Linked DNA regions of Homo sapiens: region 1 is linked to region 2. Evidence: chromatin contacts called from ENCODE Hi-C data. All regions are on one chromosome and are shown on one strand. Each heading gives the region's core, a stretch centred on a gene start or an enhancer-like site at or near the end of the contact. The rest is flanking DNA. Distances are from core to core; before and after follow the strand shown.

Evidence for each region. Hi-C counts contacts between places; a loop is a spot of excess contacts on that map. Pooled maps may share reads with other maps.
Region 1: a loop to region 2 is called in a pooled map, with 2.9 times the contacts of the local background. The contact joins two enhancer-like sites. A Hi-C loop is called at or near these places in 3 of 168 maps with a recorded cell type or tissue (gastrocnemius medialis and heart left ventricle) and 3 of 50 pooled maps.

Annotation. Positions count from the first base shown.
Region 1 is chr4:124,017,070-124,023,699 of GRCh38, reverse strand. No RefSeq gene overlaps it. Among named protein-coding and RNA genes, the nearest start is that of LINC01091, 370 kb to the right of the region's middle. Within about 2 kb of position 4,804, at least 14 of the 41 ENCODE cell types and tissues checked have a DNase peak (open chromatin) inside an H3K27ac peak, as active enhancers do.
Region 2 is chr4:123,410,441-123,417,435 of GRCh38, reverse strand. No RefSeq gene overlaps it. Among named protein-coding and RNA genes, the nearest start is that of SPRY1, 17 kb to the right of the region's middle. Within about 2 kb of position 4,600, at least 2 of the 41 ENCODE cell types and tissues checked have a DNase peak (open chromatin) inside an H3K27ac peak, as active enhancers do.

The sequences.
Region 1 (6,630 bases), core at 3,555-6,054, 610 kb before region 2:
GCCTATGTCCTGAATGGTAATGCCTAGGTTTTCTTCTAGGGTTTTTATGGTTTTAGGTCTAACGTTTAAATCTTTAATCCATCTTGAATTGATTTTTGTATAAGGCGTAAGGAAGGGATCCAGTTTCAGCTTTCTACATATGGCTAGCCAGTTTTCCCAGCACCATTTATTAAATAGGGAATCCTTTCCCCATTGCTTGTTTTTCTCAGGTTTGTCAAAGATCAGATAGTTGTAGATATGTGGCATTATTTCTGAGGGCTCTGTTCTGTTCCATTGATCTATATCTCTGTTTTGGTACCAGTACCATGCTGTTTTGGTTACTGTAGCCTTGTAGTATAGTTTGAAGTCAGGTAGTGTGATGCCTCCAGCTTTGTTCTTTTGGCTTAGGATTGACTTGGCGATGCGGGCTCTTTTTTGGTTCCATATGAACTTTAAAGTAGTTTTTTCCAATTCTGTGAAGAAAGTCATTGGTAGCTTGATGGGGATGGCATTGAATCTGTAAATTACCTTGCTCATCATCACTGGCCATCAGAGAAATGCAAATCAAAACCACTATGAGATATCATCTCACACCAGTTAGAATGGCAATCATTAAAAAGTCAGGAAACAACAGGTGCTGGAGAGGATGTGGAGAAATAGGAACACTTTTACACTGTTGGTGGGACTGTAAACTAGTTCAACCCTTGTGGAAGTCAGTGTGGCGATTCCTCAGGGATCTAGAACTAGAAATACCATTTGACCCAGCCATCCCATTACTGGGTATATACCCAAAGGACTATAAATCATGCTGCTATAAAGACACATGCACACGTATGTTTATTGCGGCACTATTCACAATAGCAAAGACTTGGAACCAACCCAAATGTCCAACAATGATAGACTGGATTAAGAAAATGTGGCACATATACACCATGGAATACTATGCAGCCATAAAAAATGATGAGTTCATGTCCTTTGTAGGGACATGGATGAAATTGGAAACCATCATTCTCAGTAAACTATCGCAAGAACAAAAAACCAAACACCGCATATTCTCACTCATAGGTGGGAATTGAACAATGAGATCACTTGGACACAGGAAGGGGAATATCACACTCTGGGGACTGTGGTGGGGTCGGGGGAGGGGGGAGGGATAGCATTGGGAGATATACCTAATGCTAGATGACATGTTAGTGGGTGCAGCGCACCAGCATGGCACATGTATACATATGTAACTAACCTGCACAATGTGCACATGTACACTAAAACTTAGAGTATAATAAAAAAAATAATAATAATAAAAAAAAAATAAAGTATGTAATGCAAAGATATCTTACGCAGTATTAAAGTATATGCAGAAGTCATTGATCTTCTTCAAAATAAAGAATAAAGTAACTTTTATTGAATGTTCAGGATGTGCCAAACATATTCTAAGGATTCTGCAAACATTAAGTCTTTAGATAATGCTGTGAGATAAGGAAACACTTTACGGATGAAAAAACTGAGGCTTGGAGAGATTAATATAATTGCCCCAGATTACACCTAGTAAGGAGTCTATATTAATTACTTGTAGCTGCTGTAATAAAGTAACACAAACTTGGTGGATTACAAAAACAGAAATTTATTTTCTTTAATTATTGGAGGCCCAGAGTCTGAAAACACTATCGCTGTGCCAAAATCAAGGGGTGACAGGGCCGCCCTGTCTCCAGAGGCTCTAGGAGAGATTCCGATGCCTGCCTCTTCCAGTTTTTGATGGTTGCTAGTATTTTTTGGTTTGTGGACACATTACTCTCATCTTCAAGGCCAGCATCTTTGAATTTCTCATTACTTAATTGAAAGGGTTTGGCTGTGTCCCCAACCAAATCTCATTTTGAACTGTAGTTCCCATAATCCCCAGATGTCATGGGAGGGACCTGGTGGGAGGTAATTAGATCATGGAGGCAGTTTCCGCATGCTGTTCTCACGATAGTGAGTGAGTTCTCAGAAGACCTGATGGTTTTATAAGGGGCTTCCCCCTTGGCTTGGCACTCATTCTTCTTCTCCTTTCTGCCACCATGTGAAGAAGAACATATTTGCTTTCCTTTCCGCCATGATTGAAAGTTTTCTGAGGCCTCCTCAGCCATGCTGAACTGTGAGTCAATTAAACTTCTTTCTTTATAAATTGCCCAGTCTCCAGTATCTCTTCATTAGCAGCATGAGAACAGACTAATACATTTATCTTCATAGCACCTTCTCTGAGATGTGTGTGTCTAATCTCTCTGTGTCTGTCTTATAAAGACACTCTTGATGGCCTACGTTAGTTTGTTAAGGTAGCCATAACAAAATACCAAACTTGGTAGTTTAGACAACTGACATTTATTTTCTCAGTTCTGGAGGCTGGAAGTCCAAGCTCAAGATGTGGAAAGGTTTGGTTTCTTCTGAGGCCTCTCTTCTTGGCTTGCAGAAGGCTGTCTTCTTGCTGTATCCTCACAAGATCTTTCCTCTGCCTAAACCCATCCCTGGTGTCTCTTTATGTGTGCTAATCTTCTCTTCTTATGAGGACACTAGTTATATTAGGTTAGGTGCCAACCCAACAGCCTCATTTAAACTTAGTTATCTTCTTAAAGGCCTTCTGTCCCAATACAGTCATAATCTGAAGGACGAAGATTAGGATTTTACCATATGAATCTGGGGGAACGCAATTCAGCCTATAAAAGCACCTGATAGGATAATCCAGAATAATCCCCTCATCTCAACAGCCTTCATTTAATCACCTCTGTGAAAACTTTATAAGGTAACTCACTGGTTTCCAGAGATTACGACCTTCTGTCTTTTGAGGGCCATCACTCAACTCAACACAGGGTAAACCTAGGATTAAACAGGCAGTCTGTGTCTCGGGCCTCTGACATTTACCGCAATAATATACCTCATCTGCAATATGTAACTTTTGTCTAGCTACAAAGAAAACACTATGGATAAAAATGTTAACAAAATGCTAGACTATGATAAAATGCAGATTAGACTAAAATAAAAATACATATATATGTATATGTATACATATATATTTTGTGTGTGTGTGTGTGTGTGTGTGTGTATGCTGGACATTTTAAGGAAGGGAGAGAGAAAATGAAACTGGTATTTTTGGAGGGTTAGTTGTCCTGTGGTTTGGAGTCTGGTGTAAATAGACACCTGAGATTGGAGTCTAGGACGGCGAGTAGGAAACTATTACAGTAGTTTATTCACAAAATGGTAAGGGCCTGAGCCAGGGTAATGGTGAGAGGAGAGGAAAGCTTGGGCAGGAGAAATGAAAGAAATGCCAAAACCTGTGACTGAGTGGGTCAGAAGGACAACAGAGACAGAAAAATGTTCACCCCTTCAACAACATTTATAAGCACCATCTGGATGCCATCCATTGTTTGGATCCAAATATGGAGAGTTAAATCACATTTCTTAACTTCAAAAAGTACATAGTGTAATGAAAAATGAGAGCAAATAAACAAATGCTTAAAATAGGGTGTGATGAGAACTCCATGCAGGAACACAGTATAAAAGCACTGCATGGAATGGGTGTGTACATCAGGAAAGGGGTTTTATGTTAGGTTCTTCCAGAAGCCAACTCAAAGATTTCATTTCAAGCAAAAGGTGAGATGAATAAATACAACTGGAGTAATAGGGAATTGAGTAGTGGGAGAGAGGGAAGCCAATGAAGGATTAATTTTCAAGCAAGTTATCAGTGTGGGTAACTGGAGCTCAGTCAGTCCTGCCGGGGAGCTCTGTGGGGAGCCAGTGCAGAACATATTCAGCATTATCTCACCCAGGGGTGAGGGAGCTAGGAGATTTCTATATGAGAGTCACAATGAAAAACTAGAAAACGTAGTGGTAATTGTCATAGAGATGCCATAGGATCTGGCTAAAGAACAAAACTCATCTTTCACATTTAAGTCTTAATTTAGTAGCCCTAATTAAGATTTCAGTCATGGGGAAATGTTTCTGTTTTATATCACCAGAGAAGAAAAAGATTTGGTTAATACTTAGAATGCATCAGAAACATTCAACCGAATAATTACATATTGATGTAATAACAGAGTATCCACCTCTCAGCATGAAGCGTGTATGTGTTTTTTTCTGGTTCCTTAAGATGCTCCATACACAGGATCTGCATTTGCCACCTTCTATAGTTCAGGATTCTAATTCTTACAAATGAGTTGACTGTGCAAATAAGGCAGCATATCTCTGTGTTAACATTCATTTCTCTTTTACTTCATTTCTTTAAAGGTTTCATAGAAATCTTTTTTTTTAACAAAGGACTATTCCACAATATGACAATAAACTGGATTTCTATAGTCACAGGAATAAAAGAAAATCCACTGAGCTTATAGAGACAGCTCTTGATTTCCACCTGAGCTTGTTTTCCTTGCAGCAGCCTAGATTATAAATCACTCAGAACTTCCCTGCATAAGCGCCTCCCTTCACCGTGACTTCCCACTCCCTTATACTGCGTGCACTCAGTGCCTTATCAAACTCTTAGAGTGCTAACCCATCAGGGATCTTATCACCTGCAGTTTTTATGGACTGTTCAATAATGAAAATAGAGAGGAGTTTGAACTCCTTGACATGGAAACCTTCAAGAAGCTATGGAATGTGGTCACTGGTATTTCTGGTATCTTTTAAATGTCAAGAGAGCAGAATTTCTCTTGTCAGTTGTCACAGCAAGGCTAACAATTAAAGCCATCTGCTCTTCATTTCACTCCCCAAGGGCTTCTTTCATTTTTCATCAACTTCCTGTTGTTGACAGCACAGTTCCTCCCAGTTTCTCTCTGAAACTGTGAGGTCACCACCAGGCTCAGGCCATTCCGTGAACTGCTGATTTGGTTCCAAACTCCAGAATGCCCTTTGGCCCAGGAGCTCCAGCCTCCAGTAACTGGAACCCCAGGCATATCCAGATCTGGAAGAATGTCAGCCTTTCCCTAAGCAATACAATGAGGGCAGTGGGGATGCCAATGCCAGAACCTGCATCATGGCAGATCCGGCTTGGCTTGGGACCTTTTTCTTTAAGAAAAAAACAGAAAGAAAGGAAAAGAAGAAATAGGGAAAGAATAAAGGAAGAAAGGGAAAGAGGAAGGGAAGGAGGAAGAAAGGAAAGGAGGGAGGGAGGAAGAAGGAAAAAATGCACAGGAAGAAAACAGAAAAAAAAAGGAAGAAAACAGGGAAGGAAATGGAAAGGAAAGAGGGAAGGGAAAAAAAGGAAAGGGAAGGGAAGAGGTAAGAAACGAAAGAGGGAAGGAAAGACGTAAGGGAAGTAAAGAAGGAAGAGAAGGGAAGGAAAGGGGAGGGGAAGAGAGGAGAGGGGAGGGGAGTGGAGGGGAGGGGAGGGGAAGGGAGGGAAGGGAAGGGAAGGGAAGGGAAGGGGAGGGGAGGGGAGGGGAGGGAAGGGAAGGGGAGGGGAGGGGAGGGGAGGGGAGGGGAGGGGAGGGAAGGGAAGGGAAGGGAAGGGAAGGGGAGGGGAGGGGAGGGGAGGGGAGGGAAGGGAAGGGAAGGGAAGGGAAGGGAAGGGAAGGGAAAGGAAGGGAAGGGAACTAAGAAATCTCAAAGGTGAACTAACTATAATGATTCAGACCAATGATTTTGCTTATTAATGTACTCAAATGAGATCTTTGTTGTTACTGTGTTGTTACTTTGTTGTTACTGTGAAAGTGCCACAAAATGATAAGAAAAGTAATCCCATTACTGAGAAGGAAAGCGTGTTACAGTTCTGGGGATAGAGTTGTTTTTCTGCCTGATATCTAAGGTCATTATATATAATTGATATGCTTATAAAACTTGTGAATTCATAATATAACATTTAAATAAACTCATTTTTCAACCCAATCCAGAAAAAAAAACACAAAGTTTCTAGAAATTCTATTGGAATAAAGATCATGTATAGCTAGGGAAATAGTCTTTATTTCAAACAGAAATTCTAAAATACCTTATCACAGTTGTTAATAAAATTTTCAGTTTTATTTTTACATTTCTAACCAAAGCTAACAAATACATATTAATGAATAATTCTCTAGCTCTGTAGATAGCAGAATCAAACAAGTCATTTCAGGGCCCCACACATGTAGTATTTGCCTGGTACGGGTGGAGTTTCATTTATTTTGGAGTAGCAAATTAGTCACTAGAGAGATGCACGAACTTAGGTCTCTAATGTACTGTTTAGTAAATTGCTGCTGTAGTCTTTCATAATGTAATGCCTCATGTGAAGCACTGAGTAGTTAGCCTGCTTGGCTCATTAAGAATAGAGTTGTAGTAAATATCCTTCATGTAATTGTCCCTGGATACCCGTGAGCTTATAAAGCCACAGTGCCAACACCATGTGTGAGTTTTAAGTTCATGTCAAATCGCGTCTGCTGTATACATTTTTTTGGAAAGCACAGAGTGTCTAAAATCACAAACGTCAATGAGGCTTCCAAACAGCTTCTGTCCTACGGGGACATTCAGAATGGTGAGAGGCTTGGACAATGTTGTTTCCTAAGAATCATCACGCTGTAATTCCTTTGAATGTTCTCTTTCAGAAGCTAGATCAAAGTTATTAAAATTTGTTTTCTAGATCCTTCTTCAGCACATATCAAATAAATATCAGTCTAATAAGGAATAAAATTTTCTTCAGCATGTCTGGAGACACACTTT
Region 2 (6,995 bases), core at 3,351-5,850:
AAAATGAAGGAGGAGTTGATTCCAGGCATTTCCATGTCAGGCCTATCTATTTGGGATGTTATAGAAAGGATGCATTATTATATCCCGTGAGAGGTGAGCCAATTCCACAGCCTTGAACATCTGTCTCCTCTAGTGCCAGAGGTTTTACTGCCACAATTCTTAAAATTAGTCTCCCCTGGAAACCTTAACATGATCAATGATATTACTGAAATTCTCTGCAGCAGATAATTACATATCTTTTTTAGAATTCTATTTACTAGTATTTGCTAGACAAAAATGACTTTAGGCAGGAGACACATCATGTCAGAATATATATTTTATTAATGCAGTGAATGGCCCTCTGGCCAGAAAAACAGAAGCCAAATATGGGCTTTTATGACTCGATTGTAAAATGCAGGGAAAAATATCAATGAATATTTATTGAGTGCCTACTATGGGCAAAGCACCTTAGGAGTACAGGTAAATCTACAACATAAACCCAGTCTGAAAGAATTATAATATGGAAGGGAGACAAGACATAAACACTAAAAACTCAACATTAAAAGTAATGATCAGTTTACAGAATGTTGTTACTAAAGAATTTCTGAGAGAGATTATTTTGCCATGATCCAGTCAGAAAAGTAGGATTTAAACCTTGTTGCAAAGAATAGGATTGAAAAGGCAAAGACAGTGTCTCAGGTCTGGAGTTGAAGGTGTGTTGCAGGGACAGAGAGCGAACCAATTCCACTGGATAGAAGATTTATGTTTCAGAAAAGTAGGAAAGAAGGGTGAAAGGGCAGGGTAGGAGTCTGAAAGCGCAGCCACAAATACGCAGTGCATGAGTTTTAACTTAATCCTAGACTTAATGTAAAGAGTGACTGCAGGAAAAGACGGCAGGGCAAGAGGCAAAGACAAGACTTGGGGTGTCAAAAAGACATACAGTCTGATGAACTGGAAAAGATTAATTTTTAATATGGTTATTTGTTATGCAGTCATGCTGTAGACCAGTAACATCATATGATAAATGACACAAATGTTTCCAAGTGTAAATCATCATATTCCAAGTAGGCAGCCACCAGTAGACACACATTTTCCATTGGGTCAAAAGGACCCAAAATTTTATTTGCACACAAAAGTATAGTTGTGTGTTTTTTCCCCTTGAGAACGGATCCCATAGGTAACATCTGAACAGCCCCCATCACGAAATCGCCGCTCTATGCTCCCCGCTGCCTGCGGTTGACTTAGTCATTTGTTGTGCCATAGGAAGGAGGTGACAGTTACTGCTTGGATATGTTTGTAGGGCATAACCTCAAAGGAACTTCCTCACACTCTATAGTAGAAAGAAATAAATGTTTGTTTTGAAAGATAAGTATGGGTAAGTAGAAAAAAATGCTCAAGGGCAAATACTTTTAAAAAAATGCTTTATGAAAGAATGTTGGGTTTTGTTTTTTTTCAAAAAAGGCAAGTTCAAGCAGACTATTTTTTTCCAAGAGTACTGCCTGCTTTTCTTCTTTCCAAAATTTGCCAGATTTTACAATCCACACAAAGCATATTTTCCCTAAGGATTAAGAGATCCTTTCTCCCTCATTAAAATTTTTATTTAAGAAATTAAGGGACCACAGGGTACCATATCCCATTATTTACATAGAGTGTGAAGTAATTTTGGACTCTCACACTTGACTTTTTTTTTTTACCAAACTTTGGAAATCAAGCAATGCCAGGTTCCTCAAATTCAAGTTTTGCTATTTTATAAAGATCACCTTAAAAAATTTTTTTTCCCAAGTCTCTACATGTGCCTCGTATATACCACCTATAAAATAGAAAAAAATTTAAATTCCAATACTATTATTTACAAGTATTTCAAATTAAAAGAAAAAAAAAAATAGCCGGGCGCGGTGCTCACACCTGTAATCCCAGCACTTTGGGAGGCCGAAGTGGGCGGATCACGTGAGGTCAGGAGTTTGAGACCAGCCTGACCCACACGGAGAAACCCCATCTCTACTAAAAATACAAAATTAGCCAGGCTTGGTGGCGCATTCCTATAATCCCAGCTACTTGGGAAGGCTGAGGAAGGAGAATCGCTTCAACCCGGGAGGTGGAGGTTGCGGTGAGCCGAGATCGCGCCATTGCACTCCAGCCTGGGCAACAAGAGCAAAACTCTGTCTCAAAATAAAGAAAAAAAATGACCAATTCCAAACCCAAACTATTTTGCCCTTCTTCTGTGTTGCTTCTGTAAGAATTCAGGTTTTATTGGATCTGCCTATCTTTATGCTATATTCTCTTCAGGAATTGTAAATTAAACTCCCAAACTTCAAGTACAAACAAGGTCCACATAATGAAAACAGTACAGGCCTTTAAAAGTATTGTTCATGTCTTTTTCTCATTCAGTTGGTTCTATTTCCTACTAGATGCTTATCCTTGAGCATGTCATTTCACCTTTCTCGGGTTCAATTTACTTTATTTTATTATTATTATTTTGAGACGGAGTTTTGTTCTTGCTGCGCAAGCTGGAGTGCAATGGCGTGATCTCGACTCACTGCAACCTCCACCTCACAGGTTCAAGCGATTCTCCTGCCTCAGCCTCCCAAGTAGCTGGGATTACAGGTGTGAGCCACCACGCCTGGCTTTGTTGTTGTTGTTGTTGTTTTGAGACGGAGTCTCGCTCTGTGGCCCAGGCTGGAGTGCAGTGGCATGATCTCGGCTCACTGCAAGCTCCGCCTCCCGGCTTAACGTCATTCTCCTGCTTCAGCCTCCCGAGTAGCTGGGACTACAGGCGCCCGCCACTACACCCAGCTAATTTTTTATATTTTTAGTAGAGACGGGGTTTCACCGTGTTAGCCAGGCTGGTCTCGAACTCCTGACCTCAGGTGATCCGCCCGCCTCGGCCTCCCAAAGCGCTGGGATTACAGGGATTACATATTGCCCAATCACCTTCCTTCCTTTCTCTATCATCATCACCACCACCAGCAGGCAGAGAAAAATACAGGGAATAAGGAAAACCAAGACTCTTTATGTTGCAAACATTTTTTTTCTTTTCTTTTTTTTTTTTTTGAGGCAGAATCTCGCTCTGTCGCCCAGGCTGGAGTGCAGTGGCGAGATCTCGGCTCACTCCAAGCTCCGCCTCCTGGGTTCATGCCATTCGCCTGCCTCAGCTGGGACTACAGGCGCCCGCCACCACGCCTGGCTAATTTTTTAATTTTTAGTTGGGAGGGGGTTTCACTGTGTTAGCCAGGATGGTCTCGATTTCCTGACCTCGTGATCCGCCCACCTCGGCCTCCCAAAGTGCTGGGATTACAGGCGTGAGCTGCCGCGCCCGGCCTGCAAACATTGTTTTTCAGGATACTTCAATGATTCAAAATGTAATGACTGGATTAGGAGGGTGGAGTAGGGGAGTAGTGGAAGAAATGTTTTAGCAGTTAAAGAGAAAAAGGCTGAATTGGTGAATTTTATTTTTTTGAGATAGAGTCTCACTCTGTCTCACAGACTGGAGTGCAGTGGTGCCATCTCAGCTTACTGCAACCTCCACCTCCTGGGTTCAAGCGATCCTCCCACCTCAACCTCCTGAGTAGCTGGGATCCATGCCCAGCTAATTTTTGTATTTTTGGTAGAGACAGGGTTTCACCATGTTGGCCAGGCTGGTCCTGAACTCCTGACCTCAAATGATCTGCCCACCTCGGCCTCCCAAAGTGCTGGGATTACAGGTGTGAGCCACTGTGCCCCACCAAGCTTGGTGAATTTTAAAGTTCTGGAACTTGGGTGTTTCTGACAACAAAGTTCAGATACATAAGTCACTGAAAAGTGTATACAGTGAAGCTGTATACAGTGAACTCTGGGAGGCTGAGGTGAAAGAATGAAAAATTTAGTTTCTGTTTGATTTACAAAGCCTTTGCTTCTTTCCTGTCTTCTTGCTTCCTGCCTTCTGTCCACTTCATTACTCATTAACCATTCCAGGAGAGATGGGGGTTGGGGGGTTGGGGGCGGGGAGAGACTCTTAAATCTGCACAATTAGTAGAATGTTGAGTGGGGAAAATTTTGATCTCCTTCTATATTTCATTTACACAAATGTCTCTGCCTTCCATTACCAGAGATGAGTTAACCCGGTACCAAATGGCCAAGACTTCTCCTCCCCCACCTTCTACAACCAATCAGATCAAGCTCACAACCTCCTTTCAGCCTCTACTGTCCCTGTCACATTAATCACCTTGGCTCCTATATTATTTATCCAGCTGGTCTCCCTCTTGCCCCCCAGTCCATCAGCAGCATGCAGTGTTGCCTAAGTATCCTTCTGAAACTCTAATCTGTTCATGCCATTCTCCTTATTATCATCTGTCAATGACTATCACCCACAGGATAGAGCCTAAACTTTTAAACATGACATTTCCACTTTCCATGACTGGCTCCTCTTTTCCCCACAGGCATCTTACACTCCAAACATACTAAATTACTTGCAATGTTCTCATCATGCCATGATCATTCCCACTTAACATGCCTTTGGACTTTTCCAAAATGCTTTTCTCTCCCTTGTCTACTTGACTCATTACTACTCATCTTTCAAGGCTTTTTTTATGAAGGCTTCTCTGATTTACAAAGACAGATTTGGCTGCCTCCTCCCAGAGTGTTTCCATGGCCCCATTTACCGCCAGTGATAGCATCATTCACATTGCTAAAAAGTTACGAATTACTATTCAAAGATACAGTTGTTAAATTGATGAATGCATAGTTGACAAAGCCAAGTTCTTATTTTCTCTCAAAAATTGCCAATATTGTAGACATTAGAAATGGTATCAAAAGACCCTGCAAACATTAATCTCAGCATTTTTCCTTATTCTGAAGCTTTTAATAAATCTACAAAGTTGATCAACAACAAATATTTACTGAGCTCTTCCTCTGTTGTATAATCACGATTCCAGGTACTAGATAGCAAAATGTTAAAACCGATAAATGTTGGTTTCATCCTTTTTTGTCTTCCCTAATTGAATTGTTTCTGGTACTAAAGGGTAAAACCTAAAAAGGCAGACACAAAGGGGAAATTATAGGCAATTCAAAGAACAGGTTTACAAACCACAAAGTGACAAGTTAAAGTTTCACATGCTCTGTAAATAACTCTGACACCAACAGTTTTCTTTATAAAGATAGGCCTCTCTACATTTAGAGTAATAGACAGATTCTGGGTGGCCCAGAAGAATAAAATGTACTTCTGTGAGGGAATCAAATTTACTCACAGCTTCCACTGCAAATCTGCAACGTGCAAACTCTGTGAAGCAGGCAAGACTAAGATCTTGGACTGAATCTCTTTGCTTCCTCAAGTGCCTCTGAAGTGCACAAAAGCTGAAAGAAGGGAATGTGGAAAGCAGAAGGTCTTTTGGCTGTGTGTATTATTTTGACTGAATTGACAGGTCAATCTATTTCATGTAGATATTTTCTTTATTCAGTAACAGATTTTGTTAACAGATCGTTTGTGCTATAAATGGAGCACATCCGTTACAATAAATTCTACTCCACTAGTTCATTTCTTATTAAAATTATCCTTATTAAGAAATCCTACATTTTTATCAGCTCTTGTAATCCATTAGTTTAGAAATAAGTTAGAGCACCTAAAAATATTCCTCCCAAACATAAACAGCTTCTAGATATTTTTTTCTCCACCTATCATTCTAGCATTTTTTTTTTCTTTCTGAGACAGGGTCTTGCTCTGTCACTTGGGCTGGAGTGCAGTTGTGGGAACATGGCTCACCACAGCCTCAACCTCCTGGGCTCAAAGGGATCCTCCCACCTCAGCCTCCTGAGTAGCAGGGACTATAGGCACAAGCCCCCAGGCCTGGCTAATTTTTTGTAGATGTTTTGGCCAATGAACGTTTTTCACTATTTTTTTTTTTTTTTTTGGAAGACAGAGTCTCACTCTGTCGCCCACGGTGGAGTGCAGTAGCACGATCTCGGCTCACTGCAACCTCTGCCTCCCAGGTTCAAGCAATTCTCTGCCTCAGCCTCCCAAGTAGCTGGGATTACAGGCACCCACCATCATGCTCAGCTAATTTTTGTATTTTTAGTAGAGACGGGGGTTTCACCATGTTGGCCAGGCTGGTCTTGAACTCCTGACCTCGTGATCCACCCACCTCAGCCTCCCAAAGTGCTGGGATTACAGGCGTGAGCCACTGCACCTGGCTGTTTTTCACATTTTATGTAGACATTTATTTTCACATGTATCTTGACATTCCCTGCAGCTCATTGTGGGGGGCAATTAAGGCAGAGAATAAGTGTTACCTGCGGCCAATAAGAAATAATGAATTTCTGGCCAGGCGCGGTGGCTCACGCCTGTAATCCCAACACTTTGGGAGGCTGAAGCAGGTGGATCATCTGAGGTCAGGAGTTCAAGACCAGCCTGGCCAACATGGTGAAACTCTGTCTCTACCAGAAATACAAAAGTTACCCAGGCATGGTGGTGGGCACCTGTAATCCCAGCTACTCAGGAGGCTAAGGCAGGAGAATCTCTTGAACCCTGGAGGCTGCAGTGGGCTGAGATCGCACCACTGCACTCCAGCATGGGCAACGGAGCAAGGCTCCATTTCAAAAAAAAAAAAAAAGAAAGAAATGATGAATTTCTTTTAGGGGCCTTCCAATTTGCCCAGGCTGGTCTCAAACTCCTGAGCTCAAGAGATGTTCCCAAAGTGTTGGGATTACAGACCACCGCCCAGCCAACTTCCAATATTTTAATACCTAAATTAACAACTCTTCTAACACATTGGCCTCCATTTTCTCCTTATCTTCATCCTTAGTTCCATATATCTCTAACTCTTATCACCTGAGCTACCTGTTAGCACAGAGAAACTCCAGGTTTCCTCAGCATTTAAAAATGGCCTGCCTGGCCAGGTGTAGCGGTTTATGCCTGTAATCCCAGCACTTTGGGAAGCTGAGGCAGGAGGATTGGGACCAGCCTGGGCAACATCATGACGCCCTGTCTCTAAAAAAAAAAAAAAAAAAAGTTTTGTTTTTTTGTTTTTTTTAATTAGCTGGGTGTC